Linked DNA regions of Homo sapiens: region 1 is linked to region 2. A link is an interaction called in ENCODE POLR2A ChIA-PET data of the cell type or tissue named here. Cell type or tissue: HepG2. All regions are shown on one strand. Links, peaks and the distances in the headings refer to the core of each region. The heading gives the core; the rest is flanking DNA.

Region 1 (4,771 bases), core at 1-4,000, 67 kb after region 2:
GCCATCTTTGCCTGGTGCTTAGGATGAATGAAATATGCCAAAAGGAGCACAGATATCACCATCTGGAAGCTTTGACCAGCAACCTTTCTGTTCCACGATGAAAATAAATTTGACTACAGCTGTCAAGAGACTTTTTAAAGTTCATGCCCTTTGGCCCAGTCCTCTTCCCTATTTGAAGGCTTCTTCCTAAGAAGTCATTTGTAGGCCGGGCTCGGTAACTCACATATGTAATCCCAGCACTCTGCGAGGCAGAGGTGGAAGGATCGCTTGCGCCCAGGAGTTTGAGACCCATCTTGGGCAACATGGTGAAACCCCATCTTTACAAAAATATCAACATATTAGATTGAGGCTGTAGTGAGCTGTGATCGTGCCACTGCACTCCAGCCTGAGTGACAGAGGGAGACCCTGTCTCAAACAAACAAAGGAAGTCACTAGTGGTTCTAGCAAATAGTTTAGATATCAAGAACCTTCAGAGGAGAGTTATTTATTAGTAATAATTGGAAGAAATTAAATCTCCGACAATAGAATGGACAACAATAGAATTTGTTCAAAATTCAGCATAGAGATACCTATGGGATGCTAAGGCAGGCGGATCACTTGAGGTCAGGAGTTCGAAACCAGCCTGGCCAACATGGCAAAACCCCATCTCTACTAAAAATACAAAAGTTAGGAGGTTTTCTAATAATGATATGGTGAACTGTTGGTGATAAAAATACTCAGTAGGGGCAAATACACAACATTATATATTTAAAATATGTCTCCAAATTTGTGTTTTTTTTCTTTTTTTTGAGACAGAGTCTTGCTCTGTCACCCAGGCTAGAGTGCAATGGTGTGATCCCGGCTCACTGCAACCTCTGACTCCCAGGCTCAAGTGATCCTCCCACCTCAGCCTCCGGAGTAGGCAGAACTACAGGCATGCACCACTACGCCCAGCTGATTTTTTATTTTCTTGTAGCGACAGGGTTTCACTATGTTGCCCAGACTGGTCTCAGATTCCTGAGCTCCATTGATCCGCCCACTTCAGCCTCCCAAAGTGCCTGGATTACAGGCGTGAGCCACTGAGCTTAGCCCAAATTTGTGTTTTCAACAAAATGTGTGCAAGGAGCTTATTTCATTCAGCCTTGTGTTGTAATTAGCTGATTGCCTGTGCCCTCCTGCCCCCCAGCTATAAACTGTTAAAGGACCACAAGAGTAACTTGTCACTGTATTAAAAGAAAGAATGGAGTGTTGGGAGGGGGGAAGTGGATTATCGGAGAATCTGAGTCCTTTATTTTAAAATAATAGTAATAGCATACATGAGTGAGTATTTAGTAAATGCCAAGTTCTGAACTGAGTTCTTCACACACTTGTCGCTTAACCCTTACAACTCTACTATGTAGGATGATGCGGTTAATTAGGGCAGTGTTCTCAAAATGTGGTCCCTGGAACCAGCAGCATCAGCATCACCTAGGAATTTGCTGGAAATGCAACTTCTAAGGTTCTACCCAGACCTACTGAATCAGAAACCCTGGGAGTCAGGAGCCAGCAATCTATGCTTGACCCAGCTCTCCAGGTTCTCCTGATGCAAACTCAAGTTTGAGAAGCCTGGACTAGGGGTAACAGGCAGCTCAGGGTTATTGAGGGCAGCCTTGAACTTGAGGATTAAAAGTTCTGTCCTGGGCCGGGCGTGGTGGCTCACGCCTGTAATCCCAGCACTTTGGGAGGCCGAGACAGGCGGATCACGAGGTCAGGAGATCGAGATCACCCTGGCTAACATGGTGAGACCCCGTCTCTACTAAAAATACAAAAAATTAGCCAGGCATGGAGGCACGTGCCTATAATCCTAGCTACTCGGGAGGCTGAGGCAGGAGAATCGCTTGAACCCGGGAGGCGGAGGTTGCAGTGAGCCAAGATGGTGCCACTGCACTCCAGCCTGGCGACAGAGCAAGACTCCATCTCAAAAAAAGAAAAAAAAAAGTTCCGTTCTAGCCCAATCAACGTAAGACCACCTGTAGCCTGACAAAATCAGATTTATCGGCCCATTGCAATGAAGGATAACACACACCAGAGGAACCAAACAAAGGACAGGATGGTACTATCATGGAATTTTGGAGCAGCATGGAATTCAGGTAAAATGTAAATGAAACAATGTTTTGATTGGCTCAAAGCAAAGCAGAACTGTGTGTTAAAAAATCAACATCAAGTCTGGACCACAAATTAGACCCAGAGCTCTATTTCCTTGAAAACTACAAAATTAAGCTAGGTTCGGAATGTTGGATCCAGAAAGCGCTATCTGAAGCTCTGCACCTGGGCTGGAAATCAGGGCTTCCCCTCTGTCAACGTGACTAAGACCCTCAGGGCAAGAGCCTGGTGTTTCATTCATACATTTCATCCCTCATCAAAATTCCTACCTACAACATTTCAAACAGCAAAGTTTCCGGTAGTCTGATTTTAGAGAACAAGGCTTCTTCTCATTGAGTAAAAAAGCAGTTGTCACTCAAAGATGCGAGCTGCTATGACCTTGTACAGCTGCAGCGTGTCCTTGGGAGAAATACGTTTCCTGGTAACTTTGCAGCCAGCTTTATCGATGTCTGTCCTTCCAGACTGACCAACAGCTGGCCAGGTTTATATTTTCTCGATCCAAGCTAATTTTTTTACTTTCTTGGCTAGAAGGTATTAAACAAGTTAACATTCATAAATTACTTAGAAAAGTGTGACAAATAATTAACATAAAGTATAATTCATATTACATAAACATGAACTAATATAAGTAAATATAATACATAATATAATGTTATAATTAGTACAAATATTAATTAACTAATTAAAGTAATAAGGATTATGGTTACATAAAAAGAAGAAGAGGCCGGGTGGTGGCTCATGCCTGTAATCCCAGCACTTTGGGAGGCCGAGGTGAGCAGATCGCTTGAGCTCAGGAGTTCGAGACCTGCCTGGTCAATATGGTGAAACTCTATCTCTACAAAAAAATACAAAATCAGCCAGTCTACTCTGGAGGCTGAGGTGGGAGGATCACATGATCCTGGGGAGGTTGAAGCTGCAGGAACAAGTGACCACGCCACTGTGCTCCAGCCTGGGCAACAAAGTGAGGCCCTGTCTAAAAAAAAAAAAAAAAAAAAAAAAAGAAAGATAGATCCTGGGTTCTAGTTTCAAAAATGCTGAGAAGGAGAGGGAGAAGTATTTGCTGAGTGCCTATTTTGTGCTGGGCTCCAAGTTACCTCATTTACTGTATAAGCCAAGAACTGTTACCGTTACTCATGAAGAGAGGTTTAAGGTGGTTGCCTAAGCTCATCTCGCTGATTAGGAGCAGAGCCAGGATTCAAACCCAGCCACAGCTAGGTGCGTGGCCATCTGTAAAACACCCACCCTTTAGGAGCTTTTGTCTTTTACTTGTAAAATAGAGGAAATACAACAAAATATTAGGTTGGCACAAAAGTAATCGTAGTTTTTGCCATTTTAAAAAAAATGGCAAATTTTTGCACCAACTTAATAGTTTTAAAGTTCTTTCTTATGCCAGTTTTCTCTCATAATTAAAGCTCAGTGATGAATTTCCTCCCCACCAAAGACAATATATGAAAAGATAATGGGACAAGGATAGTCATTATACATTCTTTATAATATCAAAAGTGGAGCCAGGTGTGGTGGCTCATGCCTGTAATCCCAGAGCTTTGGGAGCCGGAGGCAGGTGGATCACCTGAGGTCAGGAGTTCGAGACCAGCCTGGGCAACATGGTGAAAACTTGTCTCTACCAAAAACGAAAACAACAACAAAAAAAATTAGCCAGGTATGGTGGCGTGTGCCTGTAGTCCCAGCTACTTGGGAAGCTGTGGCAGGAGAATCTCTTGAACCTGGGAGGCAGAGGTTGCAGTGAGCCAAGATTGTGCCACTGCACTCTAGCCTGAGCAACAGAGCAAGACTCCACCTCAAAAAAAAAAAAAAAAAAAAAGTGGGAACTAACGTAAATGCCAAAAAATAAGGTCTGATTAAATAAATTAGAATATACCCATACAATTGAAGACTATTCAGCCATTACAAATGATGTTGTTAAAGTATATTATGAACATAAATATATGTATGACATGTTGTTCATATATTCCTAATATTTTGCAGAAAACATAGTTTAAAATAATGTATATCATCTACAGGTTCAATCCAACCCCGATCAAAATCCCAATGACATTTTTTACGGAAATAGAAAAATCCATCCTAGAAGTCATATTGAATCTTAAGGGACTCTGAATAACCAAAACAATCTTGAACAGGCACAAAGTTGGAGATAATACATTTCTTGATTTCAAAACACTACAAAGATACAGTAATCAAAACAGTGTGGTACTGGCATAAAGATAGACATCTAGACCAATGAAATAGAATAGAGAGTCCAGAAATAAACCCCTGCAAAAATAGTCAAATGATTTTCTTTTTTAAAAAAAAAAAATTTTTAAGGTCAGGGGTACATGTGCAGCTTTGCTTCACAGATAAACATGTGTCATGGGGGTTAGTTGTGCAGATTATTTCATCACCCAGGTATCAAGCCTAGTACCCATTAGTTATTTTTCCAGATCCTCTCCTTCTTCCCATCCTCCACCCTCTGATAAGCCCCAGCATGTGTTGTTCCCCTCTATGTGTCCATGTGTTCTCATCATTTGGCTCCCACTTATAAGTAAGAACATGGGGTGTTTGGTTTTCTGTTCCTGCATTAGTTTGCTGAGGATATGGCCTCCAGCTCCATCCATGTCCCTGCAAAGGACATGAGCTCGTTCTTTTTTATGGC
Region 2 (6,982 bases), core at 1,467-5,466:
TCATTTTAGACAGCCCTCCAAACAGCCTCATGAGGTCAGATTTATTACTTCCATTTCATAGAAGTGAAAACTGAGGCTCAAGCAGGGAAGCTACTTGCAATGGGCACGGCCCTTTCTGGTACTACACAGGTTTAAGGTTGGAACTGGAACCTGACTTCCTGCGGTCAGATCTGGGCTTGCCACTTTCTTTTTTTTTTTTTTTTTTTTTTTGAGATGGAGGCTCACTCTGTTGCCCAGGCTGGAGTGCAGTGGCGAGATCTCGGTTCACTGCAACCTCCGCCCTCCAAGTTCAAGCCATTCTCCTGCCTCAGCTTCCTGAGTAGCTGGGATTACAGGTGCCTGCCACCATGCCCGGCTAATTTTTTTGTATTTTTTTTGTAGAGACAGGGTTTCACCATCTTGGCCAGGCTGGTCTTGAACTCCTGACCTCATGATCTACCCGCCTCGGCCTCCTAAAGTGCTGGGATTACAGGCATGAGCTACCGCACCGGGCCTGGGCTTGCCACTTTCAAGGTGTCTTGGCCCAGTTCCCTCCCCTGCCTCTGTGGCTCAGTTTTAGCATCTCTAAAATGGGCTAATGATAGCACCCAACTCACAGGGTTATTACAGCTTCCATGAATTAAATGTTTGCAAACCACTTTGAATGAAGCCTGGCAAAGAGTAAATGTTGTATAAATATTTAATGAAATTCATTAACTAACACATGTTTATTGTGTTCCTACTATCCGCAAGCACTGTTGGAGAAGGTACTGGGCACATGCTGTTGTCACATGATGCTGCCACATGGCATGACACATTTGTCTATGTCCCCAGATTCTGAGTTCTCGAGGGCAGGGGCCTGGCCCACGGTGGGTACTCAGCCACTGTTCTGAAACCACCACCACTTTGGCTTCTCAGACATCCACACCCAGCAGTCTCATCTTCCCCAACAAGAGGCACCAAACGATTGTAACAACTTCCCTGTTCCCTGGCAAAGTTCACAGCACTGACTGAAAGCAAAAGCTAGGGATACTCCAGCCCAGGGCGGAGGCGAGCTCCCAAACAGCCACCAGAATGCCCGAGGCCCTCTGCTGCTGGTGATCCGTGGATGAGAACCTCGGGCTGGCTGTGCCCTGAGGACACTCAGGGGCCGGGCAAGATAAATGGAGCATTAATTGAGAGCCTGAGATCCACAGCCTGCCCCAGCTTTGCTAGGCAACATTTCACAGAAATGAAAACTGAGGCTCACAGCAGGAAAGCGGCTTGCAATGGGCATGGCCCTTTCTGGGTACAGCACAGGATAAAGGTTGGATCTGGAGCCTGACTTCCAAGTTACTTCTCCTCTCTGAGCCTCGGTTTCCATCCTGCAGTGCCACCACCGGGTTTAAATGAGACCGCGTGGAAATCACCAGACGGGTCATAATATGTGTTCCCTGTTCCCCAACTCCTCCCCTGCCAGCCCTGCCAGCCCCCATTGAGACCTTCTCCAAAGAGCAGGGGCCTGGACAGGCCTGCTACAGTGGCCCGGGAGCCTCATCTGCCTGCTACTGCCAGTGATTCATTTGCTTCTCAAGAAATAATTTCTGTAAAGTGACAGCAGGGAGTCTTCCCAGCGCAGCAGCCGCCTCCTATTCTGCCACCCGCCATGGCAATATTGTGACAGGTGCTGGGGAGACCCCGTGCCTCCTGCCTGCCTCCTCACCCTGAGCCAGCCTTTGGCAACCTCCAGGGGCATGGGACAAGGCCACCTCCTGGGAGGAGCACTGACCTTGGGGTCCAGAGACCCAGACGGACTCGTGGCGAGATCTGGGACAGAAGTCTTCACCTCTCTGAACCTCTCATTTGTAAAATGAGCATAATCACTTCCCACTGCTTGGGACTGCTCCCATAATTATCACATATTTAAAGAAGTCATCACTGCACCTAGCACAAAGTAGGTGCTCAATAAACGGAAGCATTAAGCCATATTGATTTATTTTCAAATCCTTTTGCAAAATGTTTTCCTACTGCACTGTTTTAATTGACTTTTACCTCAACCCTGGGAAGCAGAACTCGTAAGAAACCACACCCCCATTGTACAGAGCGACAAACTGAGGTGCAAGAGATTAAATGGCATGCACAGAGTTGTGCTACATTACGGAGAGAACGTAGTCTTCATAGGGTTGCTGGGCAAGCCCACCTTCCCACTGTCCCCATTCCCACGTGGGCATAGTGAAGCTCAGACCACATCGCAGGCAAACCCAGACCAGGACCTGGGCTCCACGGACCCTCCAGAGAACCAGGCATTGCCATTTGCCAGGTTTACTGTTGGGTGAAAACTACCCTCTCTTGTACCAGGTCTAGAATGAGAAACCACATCCTGCTCAGGAAGCCAAGCACCCGGTGCCCAGTGTGGGTGGGAGGACACTCCCCTCGTGGGCAGGCGGCGGCAACATCACAAACCTTCAGCAGTCTCCCATCTGGCCTGGAATTTTCTAAACACCTCACAGTCTGGCAATGCTCAAAGGGCTGTGCAACTCACAGATGCTGCCAGCAAAGGGCACGGGACACCCTCTCCCAGTTTCCAGCTTGGTTCTCAACCTCTGCCCACCCCACAGGGCCAGCACAGATCTGCCTCTGTAGGGCACCCACTCTCTGCCCTGTGAAATCATTCTGAACTTGACTGTTTACACGCCCTGTGCTGTAGCTAGGCGAGCCTGTCTACTTCTTCCACAACCTCCGGACACAGAGCTTAGCATCCCTGTTTTACAGATGAAGAAACTGAGGCTCGAGAGGCAGTGACTAGCCCAAGCTCACTCGGCTTTTAACTCCTGCCCTGGGGCCCCAGCACCCTGCACTGCCAGGCTTGGGGGTTCATTCAAACTTTGAACTTTGGCCCAGGCCTTCTGATTCCAAGTGCAGGCCCTCCCCTCCACAAACAGCCGAATCCCTGGACGTGGTCTGTGTTGTCCGTCTTCTGTCCCATCCTCCTGGAGGCCTACTAGCTCACAGCAGCCAGACACAGAGGCCTCCCTGCTGCATGAGTATTTACTCAGCATGGACCTTGGCCAGGTCCTGGCTGGGATCTGCCAGTGGGAGACGAAGCCAGAGTTGGAGCCGGCCCCCACAGAGCTTCCAGTCGATGCAGGGGCAGACACATGCCAGGTAGTTACAACTCCGGGTGTGGGGGGCTGTGATCGGGAGGTGGTGGGTGCTTAGGACCGCCTGACAGCAGAAAGTCAGGAAAAAGCAACACATCCCTAATCCTGAGCACAGGGACATGACAGGGCTGCCTCCTTCCCGTCCCGGGCCTTCAGCCATCCGCGACATAGGAAATAAATGGAATGCCAGCCGGCCTTCACCTCTCAATGCGATCAAAAGCCAGGACTGCAAATGCAAAGCCCACAGCCTCCGGTGTCACTGACACATGGCACAGTTTAAATCAATTCTCCTGGAAGGCAACGCATCTCGTTGCAGCAAAGGGCGTGTTCAAATTCCGGGTCTACCCTTCTGTGTCCTTCAAACACGGTCATGTGTGGGGACGTGGGCCACAGGACTGAACGGAGAGTCTGGTGTGTGCATCTGCATGTGTATGTGAATGTGTGTGTGTGCACGTACATGTGTGTGAGTGTGAGTGTGCATACACGTGGGGGGAAGGGGGACCCGGGGACCCGCATCCGGTCTCGTTTGCCAAGGCAAAGCCCCGCCTCGCATTCCTCTGAGAAGGAATCTTCAGCGTCAGCTGTCTCCCTGCTTCCTTTTCTTTTCTGGGACCTCATTCCCCTCCCTCTAGCTTGAGGCTCTGAGAATCGCTCCCAAATTTGTCCCCAGTGAGAATGCCAACCCAGCCAAGGGATTCTGTAATATAGTTCTCAAGGGACCCGAGGCGCTAGATGGAGGGGTTTGTGTGTTTCTCTTAAAGGAAGTTGGGAGAAAGGGCTGGGGGATGGCGAGAGATTTCCGGAGGCACAAATCAACTGCTAAGAGTAGGTCAAACAGCCTTCTTAGATGCCGGACAAAGAAGCAGCCGTTCTCCCTCCACCCCCAACACCATCTCTGGCGCCTCCATGGGACAGAGAGAGCGGCGACATGCCCTGAAATGGACTTGTTAGGCAGTCAGGGCCATGCTGAGAAATCCTTGTAAATTAAAGGAACAGACTTTGCCAGGGGAAGGGGGCTGGGCTGGGGTGGAGGTAGGTATGCCCAAAATCTGCCAAGCCCCAGGTACCTTAACACCAGACCTCATTTGTTCCTTCTCAATCCCTGGGAGAGCAACAAGATGATCCCTCTTTTACAGAGGACGAAGCGGGGAGCTCCACGGGCAGCTCAGAGAGGCCAAGCCACTTGCCCATGTTCACACAGACAGTGGCAGAGCCAGGATGCAAAACCCTTTTCCACCATCGAAGGCTGCCTCACTGGAAAATCAGAAATAAAGAATCCGTATCGGTGCCAGCTTCAGAAATAACGAAAGTGTCAATGGGAGTGGCAGGGAACAAAGCCCTCAGCTTTCTATTCCAGGGCAGCCTTCGGGCTTCGGGACATTCAGGGGCCAGCACCCACCTGCTTGAGGGCCCCCCTGGGGTGTGACGGGAATGGGCGGGGGACACTCCAGCTGACCCACCCACCATCCCTTTTTGGAGTCCTCCATTCCAGCCGACAGCCCAGCCCCTTCCGGCTCACAGTCAGAAATAGCTGTGACAAAAGTCCCTCCCATCCCAGAAAGTGGCTTTTTAAAAAAATGTTTAAAACAGACATACAAAAAGGTGGAAAGAACATAACAAAGCCTCGACTGCTGGCGGATGATGCGGGCATCATGTCGAGGCGGGGAGGCCAGCTCTGCACGGCAGATGGAAGGTCTGTCCAGCTCAGCACTGAGGGCCAGCCCCCCTCTGGGCCTTGGTTTCCCCACCTTTAAAATGAAAGTACTCAGCTGAATCAGCGGTTTCTTTCTTTTTAAAACAGCAGAACCCTTTTTAAAATGGAATACTTTTTGGACAGTCTGGGAGTCAGAGAGGCATGGAGCTATGGTGGGCAACATGGGTCAAATCTCAGGTACTCAGCCTCCCACTGTCCCCCGAGTCTCCCAAGGCGCCCTGCTATGGACTCCAGGGCTCTAAAAAGCCCACCTGAAAGCCACCAGGCTGAATGATCACAGTGGTCTCTCCAGGCTCCCAAACCACCCTCCAATCACCCCAGGCACCAGGAAAAAAAGAAACCTAGCCTCCAGGCTGACTTCAACTGGGGGGCGCATACAGTCAGCCACTCGCACGGGAGGGAACCAGGCCAGCCAGCTGCAAATCACACTAGGCCTGAGGGGGCCAGGATGGCTGGACAGGCTTCTGGACAGGGACACCAGGCCCCCAAAAGAGTCGCCCTGTCTGATAGGCAGCTAGGCCAGCACTACTAGCGCCGGGCAACTTCCTCTACCAGCCCAGGGCAACTTCCCCTACCAGTCCATGGCAACTTTGTGACAGCTGCCAGGCTGGAGGGACCTTTTTCTTGACAGCCTTAAAGATTTCCTGCATCCTTCCTTGGAGCCAATGAAGACAGGGGAAACGGTTGAACCGGTTAAGCCTGGGGATGGGATGGCCAGCGCTGCCTATGCCTGGAGCCTGGACCCTAGTTATCTGGGGCAGAGATAGGAGAGGGAAGGGGAAGCCCAGAACAGAGAAAGGCTTCAGCGAACACAGTGTGGTCTCCAGAGGCAGAAAGATCAGCCACAACACGGGCCTCTTGGAGTCACTGACCTAAAGTAGAGAGCAAGCTGAGAGAGATCACCCACAGGAACTCCTGCATGTAAAGGTGGAGGAGCTGAGGCCCAGAGAGGGCAGCGGTTGGCCAGAGGTCACACAGCACCTAGTGGCAGAGCTGGACCTAAAGTCCAGGTCTCCTGGATGCCAACTCAGGGAACTCTCCACTGTTGAGTTCAGATAAACTCAGTGGGAAACTCCAGGGAAAAGCCCCCAGCTTGCAAAGTCAGAACAAGATATTTTAGTGGCCCTGGGTGGTGACAGAGTAGAGATGTTTGTTTTGGTTTCCAAATCAACGCTTGACAACCTCGTCCTCATTGCGGCTTCAGCGACCACATTTCCCACGTGGTAAAGACCTGGTTGGGCCAAGGGAAAACCAAAGCAGTGGTGACTGGGGCCAGGACCCAGGCACCCCAGGCCAGGGGCTCTGGTTTGGGTTGGTGTTTCCAAAGCACAGTTTGTGGACCACTGATGGCACATGAGATGATGCTCGGTGGTATACAGTTGACGTTTTAAATTTAAAATACATTGAATACCTGGGTGGATTCATAAACACAATATGGTCTATACTACAGAGGAATATTTTTAGCTATAAAAAGGAACAGCCTACAAATACATGCTACAACATGGATGAACTTCAAAAAAAATTCTCTAAGTGAAAAAAGCCAAACACAAAAGACTGCAGAGTGTATGTTTCTATTTCTATGAAATGTCCGGAAAAGGCTAGTTTCTAGAGACAGAGCAGGTCAGTGATTACCTGGGCTGGGCTTGGAATTGGAATTTTCTGTAAATGGACATGAAGGATCTTTTTGGGGGCTGATGCAATGCCCTAAAACGGGATTGTGGTAATGACTGCACAACTCTGTGAATTTACTCATCTTGACTTGTACACTTAAAATGGGCAGTTTTTGTGATATGCAAGTTGTACCTCAATGAAGTTGTTAAAATATTTTATGTACGTAATAGCACAGGCGGTAGTACATGGATGTGGCCAGAAATCATGGAGGTGGAACTCAACAAGCGTCCGGCTTGAAGATCGCTGAGCCTCGCAGCCTAAGTTGTCCTTTGGGGAAGCAAGTGGGGGTCTCTGGAGCTGCAGCTTCCTCCAGGTGGACCAGGGGAAACCCTGGAACCTTTCCCTTCTGGGTTAGGCTCCTTCTGGGCATCATTGCTTGGAGTTCTGTAATAGATATCCTGGGATGATTTAAAGCCCTTCATGGCCACAACAGTCCAGGCAGACACCTGGGTCTCATCCCTTAGACGGTGACTTCTCT

What was found. ChIA-PET counts read pairs that join two places held together with the same protein. Peaks named below come from ENCODE experiments on the same cell type or tissue, not always from the same donor. Only the 100,000 strongest peaks of a DNase experiment are listed, where the experiment ranks them.
Region 1: POLR2A ChIA-PET joins it to region 2 with 10 read pairs; 11 of 35 experiments call an interaction of 5 or more read pairs at or near these places.

Annotation. Positions count from the first base shown.
Region 1 is chr1:19,014,724-19,019,494 of GRCh38, forward strand. All of the region lies in intron 1 of LOC105376815 (a long non-coding RNA gene), which reads right to left. Among named protein-coding and RNA genes, the nearest start is that of IFFO2, 60 kb to the left of the region's middle. In HepG2, for the core only: no CTCF peak of the experiment used is centred there; no DNase peak of the experiment used is centred there.
Region 2 is chr1:18,946,223-18,953,204 of GRCh38, forward strand. All of the region lies in intron 1 of IFFO2 (intermediate filament family orphan 2), which reads right to left. Among named protein-coding and RNA genes, the nearest start is that of IFFO2, 7.0 kb to the right of the region's middle. RefSeq lists enhancers at 3,959-4,878, 4,000-4,129, 5,260-5,389, 5,420-5,559, 5,760-5,809 and 1 more. In HepG2, for the core only: a CTCF peak has its summit at 4,020; DNase peaks (open chromatin) are centred at 2,979, 3,349 and 4,009; H3K4me3 peaks cover 2,662 bases.